Linked DNA regions of Homo sapiens: regions 2 and 3 are each linked to region 1. A link is a contact called in ENCODE Hi-C or POLR2A ChIA-PET data. All regions are on one chromosome and are shown on one strand. The core of a region is the stretch at or near the end of the contact, and the rest is flanking DNA. Distances in the headings are between cores, read along the strand shown.

The links. A loop is a pair of places that touch in the nucleus more often than their neighbours do. ChIA-PET counts read pairs that join two places held with the same protein, here RNA polymerase II (POLR2A). Pooled maps may share reads with other maps.
Region 2: a loop to region 1 is called in a pooled map, with 1.8 times the contacts of the local background. The contact joins two enhancer-like sites. A Hi-C loop is called at or near these places in 1 of 37 single-sample maps with no recorded cell type and 2 of 50 pooled maps. POLR2A ChIA-PET finds 5 or more read pairs at or near these places in 4 of 52 experiments (BJ, T-cell, activated CD4-positive, alpha-beta T cell and 1 more).
Region 3: POLR2A ChIA-PET joins it to region 1 with 12 read pairs in PC-3. The contact joins two enhancer-like sites. A Hi-C loop is called at or near these places in 1 of 168 maps with a recorded cell type or tissue (GM12878), 9 of 37 single-sample maps with no recorded cell type and 2 of 50 pooled maps. POLR2A ChIA-PET finds 5 or more read pairs at or near these places in 1 of 52 experiments (PC-3).

The regions. Positions count from the first base shown.
Region 1 is chr18:44,922,758-44,927,263 of GRCh38, forward strand. The region is part of intron 3 of SETBP1 (SET binding protein 1); the gene reads left to right. Among named protein-coding and RNA genes, the nearest start is that of MIR4319, 45 kb to the right of the region's middle. Within about 2 kb of position 2,196, at least 2 of the 41 ENCODE cell types and tissues checked have a DNase peak (open chromatin) inside an H3K27ac peak, as active enhancers do.
Region 2 is chr18:44,731,573-44,736,078 of GRCh38, forward strand. The region is part of intron 2 of SETBP1 (SET binding protein 1); the gene reads left to right. Among named protein-coding and RNA genes, the nearest start is that of SETBP1, 53 kb to the left of the region's middle. RefSeq lists an enhancer at 1,641-2,840. Within about 2 kb of position 1,984, at least 11 of the 41 ENCODE cell types and tissues checked have a DNase peak (open chromatin) inside an H3K27ac peak, as active enhancers do.
Region 3 is chr18:45,103,794-45,108,299 of GRCh38, forward strand. All of the region lies in intron 3 of LOC105372091 (a long non-coding RNA gene), which reads right to left. Among named protein-coding and RNA genes, the nearest start is that of MIR4319, 140 kb to the left of the region's middle. Within about 2 kb of position 2,663, at least 4 of the 41 ENCODE cell types and tissues checked have a DNase peak (open chromatin) inside an H3K27ac peak, as active enhancers do.

The sequences.
Region 1 (4,506 bases), core at 946-3,445:
GTCTCTCTCCTTTCAAGCTAAAGGGGCACAGCATCTGTAGCAAGGAAATCTAATTACATGGCGCAGGTTCTAACTTAAGATGGTGTCAGTTGTAGAATGCTGGAGAAGCAGAAGCATTATGATAGGCACTTACAGAGACCACTGTATCCTCCAAGGGATGAGAAGAAGAGTGTCAGGGACCACTCTGGGAGATAACTAACACAGAGCTCAGAGATTCCACAGGTTGGTTCTCAAACCATGGATTAACCTAGCCTTGAAAAGAGCCGCTTGGCTAATTGCATCTGCCAGCTGCCATGTTGGTTACTACGTTGCAAAGAAGGATGGTGTCATGATATTACAGATCTCTAGAATAGCAGTACTGACAGCTTCAGGGATCACCTCATCTGACCATATGGTTTTATATTTGAGGAAACATAGAGAGATGAAGTGACTCACTGAGGGTCAAAAAAATATGACCTTCTGGGCATTTGAAGAACATGGAACTTCCCTTGCATAAAAGGTGTGAGTTTCATTCAGCTCAATTCCATTTGTGTAACTTTAACTCCTTTCCTCCTGAGCAACATGACTGAGTATTCCATAGGCAGGGGACAGAATTTCCATTTAACTAATGAACAAACTGAAGTCAGGGAGTTTAGACATGTCCAGAATCACCCAGAGATCTAACATTGTATTGCCTGGATAAGCAGGCAAGTCTCCTGATGTTGTTGAGTCTTTGTAGAGCATTGATTCACAAGCATTTGGCCATTTACTTGGGAAAAATTTGTCCTATGCCAGCCATGTTCTTTAAATTAATTATCTCCATGGCCAAGAGTATGCATTTATGAGCCAGCTGAAAAGTCAGGGTTATTCCATTTGGGGGAAAAATTAAGTAGAATTAAGCAGTTAATACACCACTGAGCATGGAAGCTTCAGCATTGAACATTAAACAGTTATCTTGATACACTTTGCTTCTCTTCCATCTATGGACATGATTGATTACTTAACCTCCCCTTATGACTGGTCAAAGCTTTGAGAATTGGTTGTTATGGAAAATGAGCTATGCAGTACATTGAAACCCACAACTTTCATAATATTCCTCCTGACAGTGCCCTAATGCTACCTGGAGGAGTGTGTGCAGTCTAGAAGACACAAGATAGCAGATGCCCATGAGAAAATGAGCCAGCATGGTGGTTGCTTAAGGGTAAAGAGAATGAGGTGTTGAGGTGCATTTGCAGAAGTCCCATGGCTGCCAGGGAGACCCACACTCCAGTCCGTTTTTTTTTCCTTCTCTTGCCAAATTTTCTGCTTTTCAGAAAAATCCCTACAGTCATCTTTTTATTTGGCTGTAGACAGACACAAACAGGAAAACATCAAGATGGCCCAGTTGTAGATGTGGGACCCTTGAGACTGTGGCTTCCGTTCAGCTTGCACTAAGAGGGCAACTGCCATCTAGTTAATAAATGATGCCAGGTTGGGGGTTAGGCACTTTTGTGATTCTAGTTCCCCAGGCTCCTGTCACTCTGTCCTTCCCTCTGATAAACAGGCTCTGGGATCAGTGAGTCAGATGTCATCCACAGCCTAGGGCTTGGTGTAGAGTCAGTGCAGGGGAGCTCTAGAAGAAATGGCTAGAGAGGGAAAATGACCTGTACTGTATTTAGAGCTTTGAAGAGTGAAGTTTTTACTCCATCTTTAATCCAAAATTAAGAATAGTTGCATTTTAGTATTTATAATGGTACAGCTGAGTAGAACTGTGTATACCCTTTATCATATTAGCCACTTTATTATTTATTATATTAATGGGGAAACTGAGGTTCAGAGGAACAGTGAATGCACTAGAAACCAGGTTTGTTAATATGCTTTTCCTACCATGCCCCCTGTGCTTTGAGTTGCCTTTGCATTCTAGGAGTCAAATTTGCTAATATGGCAGAGGATGGGTTTATTCAGAAGAAATCTAGAAATACACCATAGACCCTAGGGTTGTTTCCATGCCAACTCACCTGATTATTTAGTAACAAATAGACTCCCAAACCAAAGTACATTGCTCATCCCCCACCCTCAACCTTGGGGATAACTGATTAAGCTAGATACCCCATTAGCAAATCACCTCCTATGTGGCATCAAATGTGTTCCCAGATGGTTCAGAAGAGCATAGTCACTTTTCAAGATCAGGGAGAGCAGAGCAGGACGGCAGTTCAGGATAGGCGTGTCCAGCTTAGGCAGCCTCTCTCCATGTTCCAACCATGCTCTTTTTCCTTCTTGATCCTGTGTGAGTTTTTTTTTTTTTTTTTTTTTTTTTTTTCACGAGAATGAGCTAAATTTTCCAGGGCTCGTTTAATGGCTGGGAAAGTTGCTACAGTTCTGCCTGGATTTTTTTTTTTTTTTAAACCACAGCGCTCAAGCTGTTGGGTACATACCCATGAGGCAGTAACCATAAAGCTAAGAGACAACTAAATCTTAGTTCCATCTCCAAAAATGTATGTTTTTTTTTCACCCTGAAAATTCACACATAATAAAATACTTAAGAACCTCCTTTCATTTCCCCGTATAAATACAGGGCTGCAAGGGAAGGAGATTGGATCCAAGAAGAGAGGACAGGCTGTAGCCTGCACCAGAGCTGGGACCCACTCAACTCACAGACTCACTGCAGAAAAACCAGGCTGGATAGTCAGGCTACTTTTATGATGGGAGAAATGACTATTTTTATAGCACACTAAATAAAACCTGCTTTTGGAGCTAGAAGTTTACTGCCAGAATGGGGAGGGCTGTTGTTTTTGTTTTCTGTTCTCCTTCCTTTCTCCCAAACCCTCCTTTTCAGCTGAGACAGGAAAGGAAGGTAGTGAGTTTTCAGGAGTCCTTAGAAAGTCTGTAGAAATAATATGATTTTAAAGATTATACTAAACATTATCCTAATTTATCCCAGCATCTCATGCTGATTTTACAGGGAGTACATTCAGCATTCTTGCCTTTCCCAAATCATTAGAAGAGTTCTCTCAACCAAGCAATAACAAACAACAGCAATAACCTCCATTTATATAGTTTTTTTTGGTTTCCAAAATGTTTTCACATCCATTAGGACTTCAGGGCAACCTGGAGAAGCCGGGTGATCAATTCTTTATTATAGAAAGAAGGAGTGATACCCAGAGAGGTTAGGTTACTTGCCCAAGGTCATGCCACTAATTAAGAGGTGAGTGAAAAGTAAAAAGCAGATACATTAAATAAAGAGCAAATAAAATTAAGACCCTCAGCTGGGAAGGGGGAAGTTGTTGGGGACATTACAGTGAGGGTAAGGCAAGGCTGAGGCATGATTCTGAATGTAGATATTACATTTTATTTATTTTTATTTGTGTTTGAGAGGGGGGTCTCACTCTGTCACCCAGGCCAGAATGCAGTGGCATTGTCATAGCTCACTGCAGCCTTGAACTCTGGGTTCAAGTGATCGCCCCACCTTGGCTTCCAAAAGTGCTGAGATTACAGGTGTGAGCCACTGTTCCTGGCCGAAGTGTCGATATTATGGAAGGTGGTTTCTGTTGACCTGCAGCTGCAACATGCCTTTGTCTTAAAAGCCTTATGCCTGGTGCATAATTATCAAAGGCTGGGAGAAAAAAGGCCTAATACATCTAAAGCTTCCATAAGGCCACAGAAGAAAGCTTTTCCCTGCATGATTTTGTCTGATGGTTAGTGCTGCATCATCAGGAAGTGCCGCAGAAAGATGTTTCCCTGACTGGGGATGCAGTGTCCTCGTGGCATGACACAGTGGTCCCTCAGGGGCCCTCCCAGCTTCCTCGTGCCCCATCTCTTCTTGGATTCAGGGAATTTCTGAATGCCATTCCCAGAAGTGCCTATCCCAAAACATGGTTAAGCTAGTGGATCAAGGAAAGAGGTCCTCAGAGCAACTGCCAATAGGGCAGTGATTAGAAGGGCAGGTGTCTGAGAAGGGGCCTGCTTAAGAAGCAACCAAAATCATCCACACCAAGCTGTCTAACCAGAAATGCTCAAGGAACTGATTTAAAAACAAACAAACAAACAAACAACAACAACAACAACAACAACAAAAAGAAATTCTGCAGGAGATAGTCAAGCCATCAAGCTAAGCAAAAGCTTCAGGTTCAGGTCAGTCTTTCCTTGGAGGTCGGTTCAAGAATCCAGAGCTATTGGGAGAGGTTCTATAGGTAAGAAAGATTCAGCAAAGTGTATGGGCTTGCCGGGTGCCCAGAGGCTTTATGAGGGTGCTTTTCACATGTCTCCTGATGGAAGGGCTACTGTCAGGGAAAGTAGGAGGGGTAGCTTGAGATTGGAGACAGGAGACTGTGGCTCAAGTTCTGGCCCTGATTATCCATTTGAGTTTAAGCAATCCATTAGTCTTTTAAGACTTGATCTCTTCATCTGTAAAATAGGGTCTCCAACGTCCTTCACAACTAAGATTTCATATATTTACAAAAGCACCATGTCTCGTCTATAGTGCCACCGAATGTATATGTTTGTTTAATGAATGATTCTCTGATGAAGAGAGTCAGATGCCTCAGGCTA
Region 2 (4,506 bases), core at 734-3,233, 190 kb before region 1:
ACTAGACCCTGGGGCTAATGGAATTATTCTGATTTTAGAAGGGAGGAAAATGGTTCTTTACACACACACACACACACACACGCGCACGCACACACACACACATATCCTTATATGCTCCATAACCTGAAGTTGAGTGACTGACTGCAATTAAACAGACATTGGTCTAGTTCCTGTTTCTGCCACCCGACAAACACGTGCTCTCTCAACCTGACTTTCCTCATCTATCAAACGGGCATAATTCTAATTGCCTGGTCCACGTGAAGACAGTATGAAATACAATATTCTCAATATTCTGTGTCTGTTCAGAGTAGACTCTCCCTAAGAAGCATCATAGTAATTCTGATTGTTTGCCCTGATAAGAATCAGGATTTCCATAGCATCTGGCTGAACCTGTTTTTCTCTTCCTAATGCCTTGTTTGATCCCATTTTTCTTTATTATGAAATACCCAGTGGCTGGTGTGTGTGAGGTGCATGTTCTCAGTTTTTGTGTTGAGGCTGTCTAGTTCTATTTGATGAGCAATGTGTCTGTGTGAGTATGCAAATATGCTGGACTCTTTGCATGAAGGATTTAAAATAGAAGCTGACCTAAGAAAGTTGATTACCACTCAGATAGACGATCACATACCCTCGTTATGAGTCCTGAATTGGTTGAACTTTGTGACTAAATATGATATTCTTGGAATTTAGCTTACTGCTCCTTGAAGCTGAGCAGGGCTATGCAATTGTATTTTCTTTAACATGCTACGACTTGACTGCAGACGCCCTAAACCCCTGATGTCTTCTGCATGTACGATCAAAAATTCCTAGCTCCGGGAACTTGCTGTGCTGAGCAGACATCCAGTAAAGGAGGAAACCCAAAGCCTGTGTCCCGACGGATATATAAGTGAAGACGTTAGTCAAAACAAGACGTTAGTGCTATTTCTCACCCTTGCAATGGACAGGAGCAGCCATATTGTATGTTGCATTTATTTAGACCCTTCTGCCGAGAATAAGTGCTCTGTAAACATGCCCTATTTAGCCCTCAATGCATATACTGCTGCCTTTCTGAGGTCTTGAAGTCAATGAAATAAATTACTCTAAAAAGAAGTGCTATGCAGCCCCTTAGAACAGTAAACAAGAACAGTTCAGGTCTTTTCAGGAACCTGAAGCCAAGGGATGGTTTGTTTTTTTGGTCTCCAGGAAGAACCAGTACAGAAGGAGGTATTGACCTCGCTACTTTGGCTGGCACCCACCAGGTCCCTTCCTGGCGCTCACATTCCCCAAGTGTGTAACTCAACACCTGTCCTTCTGCGGCAAACAGAGCTTACAGTGATGGCTGAGCCCCTCCTGCCCTGGCCCTACCGGCAGCTCGCACCTTTCACTTAGGATTTCAAACTCTCAAAAACCAGAGTCAGAGAATAAATTCTCCCTCAGGATTCTGGTTTGGGCCAGGAAAAAAAAAATAATCAGAAAAACAACTCCCACAAGAAGTCCTGGGATCAGCACAGCAATCTCTTTCTAGCTCCAGACCTAGATGAGGGAAGGTGTAGGGATCTTAGAGACCTCTAAATCTCACAAGTGGCTCCCTCTGAACCAGAGAGGGGCATGTGGTCTGAGTGATGTCCTCTTTTACTGTTTGAATGCCAGCTCATCTGAGCTACACAACACCCCCTGTTATTTCTGTCTGACATGGCCAAGCTGAATCTCTGGTAAGTAAATAATTAATTTGGAAGTTGGGGATGTCAGTGGAAAAGTCGGCTCTGACGGCTCAAATAACAAGCCCCAAATGTGATAGCCACTCTCTGGCCCTTTGAGAGACGACCTGTCGGTTCTATTAGATCTGGACAGTCCTGTCTTCCGGCCTGTCTCTCCACATTAAAGTCAAGGAACTGTATCTCTCCATCTTTGGATCACATCTCTGTCCCCAAATGCTTGTGCACACTGTGGAGTCTGGTGTTTTCTTTCCTAACTCCACCAGGCCCATGCAAGTCCACATGACTCATGAGAAGAGATGAGTCGCAGCTCCAGTATCCCTGTGGGTTTGGGGAGGGGTCAGGCTGTGAATAAACCACTACGTGGCTGATTTTACATCCTTCTCTTTCACCACAAAAACCTCAATTTCCCTTTTTGTGGAAAACAAAAACCCTCTTTCAGTGTTCCATCAAGGGGACTGTGGCCTTTGAATTGCACGGTGTCCCTGAGAAATTTTAAAGATTAATCAGCTTTTTTGGGGAGTGGCTGGGAGAGGCCCTATTCCTGTCCATTAGGGAGTAGCAGGTCTCCCCTTCTGTTCCTTCTGACCAGGCTGCCATCTTCATGTGTAGATGAGGAAATTGATCAGCCTATGAATGATTTGCAAATCCACAGATGTGTGGCTGAGACCCTGAGGGCATTCATCACAGGATCTGCCCGGTCCAAAAGTTCCCTTCTCCCATCACAATTCAGGGCCTTCACAGAGCTGGGGGAGTGAGTAATGATGGGGGCAAAAGTCACACACTGAAGCAAATGAGGACAAGCCCTGAAAATCAGACCCTGTTGAGGCCTGGTCCAGGGGCTTTCTAGTACACTAGTTGAGATCATTTCTAAAAGGAAATAACAGAATAAAATCTCAGATAGGCAGTATAAGAATTTGTAAATGGTAAATGTGCTATAAGGGTGAGTAAGATGCATTGCTTATTGCTTGAGAGGATTTCTTTGCCCTTCAGTGTATCTGGATTTGTCATTCATGAGCTATTAATTAAATTCGTACTCTCTGCTAGTATTCGTTTCTTCCCTGGGCCTTCCTGAAGACTGCATGTGTGTCCTAGCTGTCTGCTATTCCAGCTCTCCTGTATATTCTGGGAGTGTGTATGAATCAACTTAGGCCCTTGTTAATACCATTGTTCTTGCAAGACATAAAAAGAAAGTGAAAAAATTTAGTTTGACATTCTAGGATCTTCCCATTTCACCTGAAATGTTATTTAAAGACTTATCTCTTACCAGTTTCTGACTTCCGTGAATTCCCTGACCACACTTCCAATTCCCACTTCCATACTTCTGTTTACATTGCTCTGACCTTAAATGTCTCCTCTCTCTCCCTATCTAGTCAATACTTACCTCTCCTTGAAGAATCCCCTTCCTTCCTGGTGTCCTCAGCTCATGCCTTCCTTACCTCTAAACTTCTAGAGCACCTCTCCGCAGTAACAGTCATTTCCTGGCAAAATGTGTCCCTCCATTGTTACGTTTCTTCTTTTGGACTATTTAAAATTCACTTATTTTATTACATTTTATGTTGCTTTCTCTTATTTAGGTTAGAAATTATCTTGGGGATAAAGGGTTTAATTTATTGGCATTTCCCACAGCATATCACATAGGAAGTACTCAATAAATACAAATTGACTCTATATGATTAAGTTTTAGACAATATCGAAGTGTGTTATGTTCCATTTCTACTCCTAAGGAGTTTTGCTATCCAGTAAGAAGAGAGTTATTTATAAGTCTACATAGAATTCTACTTAGAGATATTCACTAATATAATATTGTAAAGTTGGAAAGCCACACCTCAATGATGTTTCTCAATATTCATTAATCCCAAGAAAGAGTGTTGGTATAGATGCAGAGGATTTAGTCCATGTTGCTAAATCCTGTTGAAAATGTGCTTGAAGATTCATCTGTGGTCATGTGTGCTGAAATCAATTGAGGATACAGACCCAGCTTGGCTCTGCATTAGGAGGCAGGAGACCTGAATTTTAGTTCTTCTTTTTTCAGTTGCTGGCAGTTTAGCCTTGGGTAAGTCACATAATTTCCTGGGCTCAGCTGTTTCTTCCTTACAACTAAGGTTGCATCAATTGCTTGTAGTTAGAGATCTGAACCAGATGATCTATTAAATTTCCTTTCTATCTCTAGGTTCTTTGATTCTATTATTTAATGAGACTAATTCTGCTTGCCATTGCACAATACATTTTAGCAAATAAAAGTTCAACTGAACAGACATGATAGTAACAAACACCCAAACATCTGCAAGACTAAACATTAAGAAGAGAGACAGACAATGGCTTAGGCGGGGGTACCTATGATAGGTGCTCCAGGGCACAGGGAGGGTCAGATGCTGGAGTGGCCCAGTCTTCCTGGGATAAAAATGAAAAGGATCAGGAACACTTTTAGAAAAGATTCTAGATCAAAACTGTAAGGATGCATTCCCCTTCCTGTCTCACCTACGCCTACTAGTAGTCCATGACTTAACACAAGTTCTGCCAGGGACAGAATGGTATAAGATATTTCTTACCTGCTGCTCTCGTGTTCAAGGAAACTCATCAGAAAGATGCTCCAGGTTGGCTTCTGGTGAGTCCTTTTTCATAAAACATCTGGGCAGTTTCAGCCTGAGGAACATATACTGCTATCTTCAGCTGCTGTGGTGGGAGGGAAAGATAACATTTTGTGGGGCTTGTTTTAGTCACTATCAGCTGCTGCTGCCTTAGAATCATGAAGAACATTTTTACCTCCAAATGCAGGTCACTCTACTGGTCTTTTGGAATAGCCACAAAGGGA
Region 3 (4,506 bases), core at 1,413-3,912, 180 kb after region 1:
CTGTAGTGTGTCCTCTAGTGTGTCCTCACAGAGTGGGGAAGTATGAATTAAGCTGGCTCAGGTAATGCTCCAGTGCTGGTGTCCAGGTTGTAGTAAGCTCTCAAAAGGTTTTGCCCCCTCACTACCTTGAACACCTGCCCAGATGCTCTGTAAATGCTCACTGAACTGAATCTAGTCACATGAAACTTCACAGTACATTTCTGTATCTCTTCCTTATTGAGGTGGCTGCTTGTGTCTTCATATCTTCAAGATGCATTTACTGCCAAAGAGCTTGGGAGGCCAACTCTTAGAGGCTCATTGCATTAGAATGAAAAAAGCACAAGAGGCTGATTGTCCCCCAAGGAGAAACAGGCAAGATACTGAAGGAAAGGGAGACTGCTGCTCTTCTAGGAGTTCAATGAGAAACAGTCATTAGAGCCACAGCCTGCTGTGCAGAAAACAGGCTGTAGTGAGAGAGCATTTTGGATTCACTGACCCGAAGTTCATGCTTCCTGTCTATCTGCTGCATTCTTATATTACCTTAACAAATGTCAGCCTAGCTGTTGAAGGTACAAATGGTACACTGCAAAGAATGCACTGAACATGTTTTGAGCTCAATGTTGATGCCTCCAAAAGGGCAGGGTGGGAAGGAAATGACCAGGGCCAAAGAGGCTAAAGGGTGCCCTGTTGCAAATTGGCCAATTGAGAGTTGTTTGCTGGGACATGCATTCTGGTGCACGCTGGTGGTGCACTGGTAGTCTGTATAGCTCCTGTTGCGTCTAGTCCATGAGCTCTTTAGCCCAAATGCACTCAGATGCTCACAACAGGCTTTTAAATAGCACTTGCTGGATGAATGGCAAGTGTGTCTTTGCAGTCTCCTGCAGGATTAATTAGCAGTTTCCTGGACTTTGGTAGGATGTCCTTAATGCTCAGCAACAATCCAGCACAAATCAAAAACCTGTGTAATGGTCATTACCGTTAGAACTCAATACCAGGAATCCTCACCTTTTGTTATGAACTATTTAACTCCCTCTGCCTCTAAGAAAAAGCACATTTTTGAAATTAAAGCTGCATTTACACCCTTAGAGAAAGGTGTTTTGTTTTAGCTTGAATACTGAAAACTACTCAGTCCCTCAGGCTAATGTGAACATGATCCCCTTGTTAGTCTTTTGCTTTTCCCATGTAATACAAATGTCAAAGTCCTCAATACCAATACAAATTCCCTGCTCTTGAAAAAGACTGGTAAAAAAGGATAAAGATGTGGATGAAGAAGAGGATCTGGCCTCTCCAGGGGGACTAAGCAGAATTCATAAGAATGCCAAACTTTTCAACTGAGGCTTTAATCATTATCCATCCATCCACCCATGCATTTAACATCTATGGGACATCTACTATGCCAGAAACTGTGCTTTGGATAAAGGATGAAGAAACCACAGCCTGTGTCTTCAAGCTTCTAGTTATGAGCATCCACCAAGAAGTTACCATAGGTGATCTTGTCAGATGGCAAGAAGCCATCTGAATTCAGAGCAAGGAATTAGGGATGAAACCAGAGAAGGCCTGAGTAGTCATGGATACAAGAACATCTATCTCCCTCAATACTTTTGTGAAATTACCAGTTTTCTGAGTCTTTTCCCTTTACTTGTAATAACACTAGTCAAAGGTTGATTGCCTGATTTATTCCTTTTGGTTCCTTCCTCTGAAGGTAAGGATTCTGCTTAAGGAATGTCTAGCAATTAGTAAATACCTACAGCATAGGACTCATGTCTTCTAGAATGCCAAGCTTATTGCTAAATACATGTATAACTAATAGGTGCCTGTCTGGCCTGTTGTAGCTTTGGTATAATCTTCACTAGGTTCCATGAATACTGAGTAAGAACAGGACACTGGCAAAAATGGCAGTCATTTCTTTACTGCTGTTTCTTCTTCATTCACACCACCTTCTAGAGAACCTCCTCTTTGAAATGTAACCCCAAGTACCAGAAGCTCCCCAAGCCATGCCATGGCTAACTACACCAGATGAAGCTCAGGAAATCCATGTCTCTTTTCAGAATTAAAAAGGAACTCCTAGATTAAGTAGATTAAATTAATGAGTGTCAGTGCTTTAACTAGAAACCTATATAGATTCAAAGGGTGTGGCCACTTTTGGGTACTGCTCTGATTTACGTGATGAGTGCACGAGTAGAGAAGCTCATCTGTGACAGAAAAATGAAGCAGAGATGAGAAATTCTTAGTATCTCCCAACTCTGCAGGTCCTATGATACCCCATTATGTAGCCATTGGGTTCTATGAGTTATATATTTACATGTATAACTTCTTTCTAATATTTAAACTAGTTTGAATAGACTTTTAGTGCTCATAACCAAAGGATAGCTGACTAAGGAGAATAAAGGTCTAGGTTCTTACTAGGAATTTATCAGGATAAAAGGCTAGATACAGAAGGAATATGGACTGTGGAGGTCAGAAAGCACCAGTCTGTGATAATCCAATAATCTTACAGAAATAGGAGAAGAAAGATATCAAACCAACATCAACTTTTGCCTGTTTTAGATTAAAAAAAAATCTGAAGCATTTGGTCTGTTTCTGCTTTCCTGATGATCTATCTGATGTGAAAATCTTGCATTGTCTTTATCTACAGCTGTTCCAGCTAGTTGGTATGGAGACATTGTGGCTTTACCACTGCAGCAGCACTGCCCAGTAGAACTTCCTGTGATGACAAAAATGTTCTATATCTGTCCAACACAAAAGCCACAAGTCACATGTGGCTGTGGAGCACTTGCAATGTGACTAGTGTGACTAAGAAACTGAAAATTTAATTTATTTTTAATTAACATAAATGTAAATAGAAAGAGTCACATGTGGCACTCTCGTAGCTACTGTATTGGCTAGAGTGGCTCTAGTATATGCTGCCAAATCCCACAACTGTTATCTCAGTGCTACAACCCACTTCAACAGCCGCCCAGCAGTTCCTCTCTTCTCTCTGTTGTTTCATTATATGGCCAGTCTTCACAAAGCTATGGGAGAGATCTTCAAAAATACAAATCAGCTTAGGAAACCCTCCTGTTGATATCCCTCCTGTGATTTATCTTTACATTTGTAATAAAATCTAAACTTCTCCTGCAGCCTGAAGGTCCTACCTGATCTGACGCTTGCCTACCTATTTCGCTGTATCTTCTTCCAATCCTCCTACCACTCTGTCCCATATTCACCACACTCCAGCCTCACTGGCCTTCCTTCTGTGCCCTGGACACACAAAGGACACCATCAGCTCAGGACTTTGATTTCGTCTCTTTTAAACTTAGAATATTTTCTCCCAGATCTCGCTGTAGCTGGCTGTTCCTTGTCATTTAGATCTCAGTTTGTGTATCAGTTTCTAAGATAATTCTTTCCTGGCCACCCTGCCTAAAGCAGCTTCCACAATGGGTCCTTCTTCTTAAAATGTATTTATTTTCGTTCTGTTTCATTTTCTTCATAGGACTTAGCACTTTCTGAAATCATCTCATGTATATCTATCATATTATATCATATTATATCTTTATCCACTTACCCATCTACTCATCTATATTCATCCATCCATCCATCCATCCGTCTTCTAGTGCTCATAACCAAAGGATAGCTGACTAACATAAGGAGAATAAAGGTCTAGATTCTTATTTTTTATCATCCATCTTATCTTTTACCATCTACCTTTTACCTCTGTATCCCTTCACAAAAAGGTAAGCCCATAACAAAAGAGGATTGGTTTGACTTAGTCACTATTGTAGCCTAAGAGCCTGGAACACTGCCTGGAATGCAGTAAGTGCGCAACAAATATTTTCTGATAGATAGACTGACTCACTGAATAACTACTTATTCATAGTTTGGAACCCTTGGCTGAGGCTCTTGCAAGGACTCCTTCTCACACAGCACTGGATCCACCAGAAAGGTACTGATATGTCAAAAACTGAGCTCTGACCTTTCCCCAAAAACTGACTCCTCTGCAGTTCTCTCTGTCTTGATTAGTGATAGCACCATTCTGGTACTGATTCATGCCAAATACCTCAGTGTCATCACTGACTCCTCACTTTCTCTTACCCCACATCCTATCCATCAGCAACTTTTGGCTTAGATGACCACTTCTGACTACCTGCACTGCTACCGTCTCACCTAAACCACTAAAATCCCTTCATCTCGTGCCTACATTATGGTAGAGCTCTCTTAACTTCTCCTACTCCTAACCTTGGACTCTTCATTCTAGCTTCAACAGCATGATTCTGTTAAAACATAAATCAAATTATGCCATTTCTTTATCCAAAACCCTCCAGTGCCTTTATTTTACTCAGAGTAAAACTCAAAGTTCATTTAGAAAGACCCACAAGTCCTATACCATTGACCCCATCACCTCTTTGATCTCACCTCTAACAATGCTTTCTCCTGCTCACTTCTTAACCACACTGGCATCCTTGTGCCAATAAGATGCCAAGCACACCCCATCTTGCTGACTTTTACAGCACTGCCTTTAAAAACTAGAAGTCTCTGCCCAAGCCACTC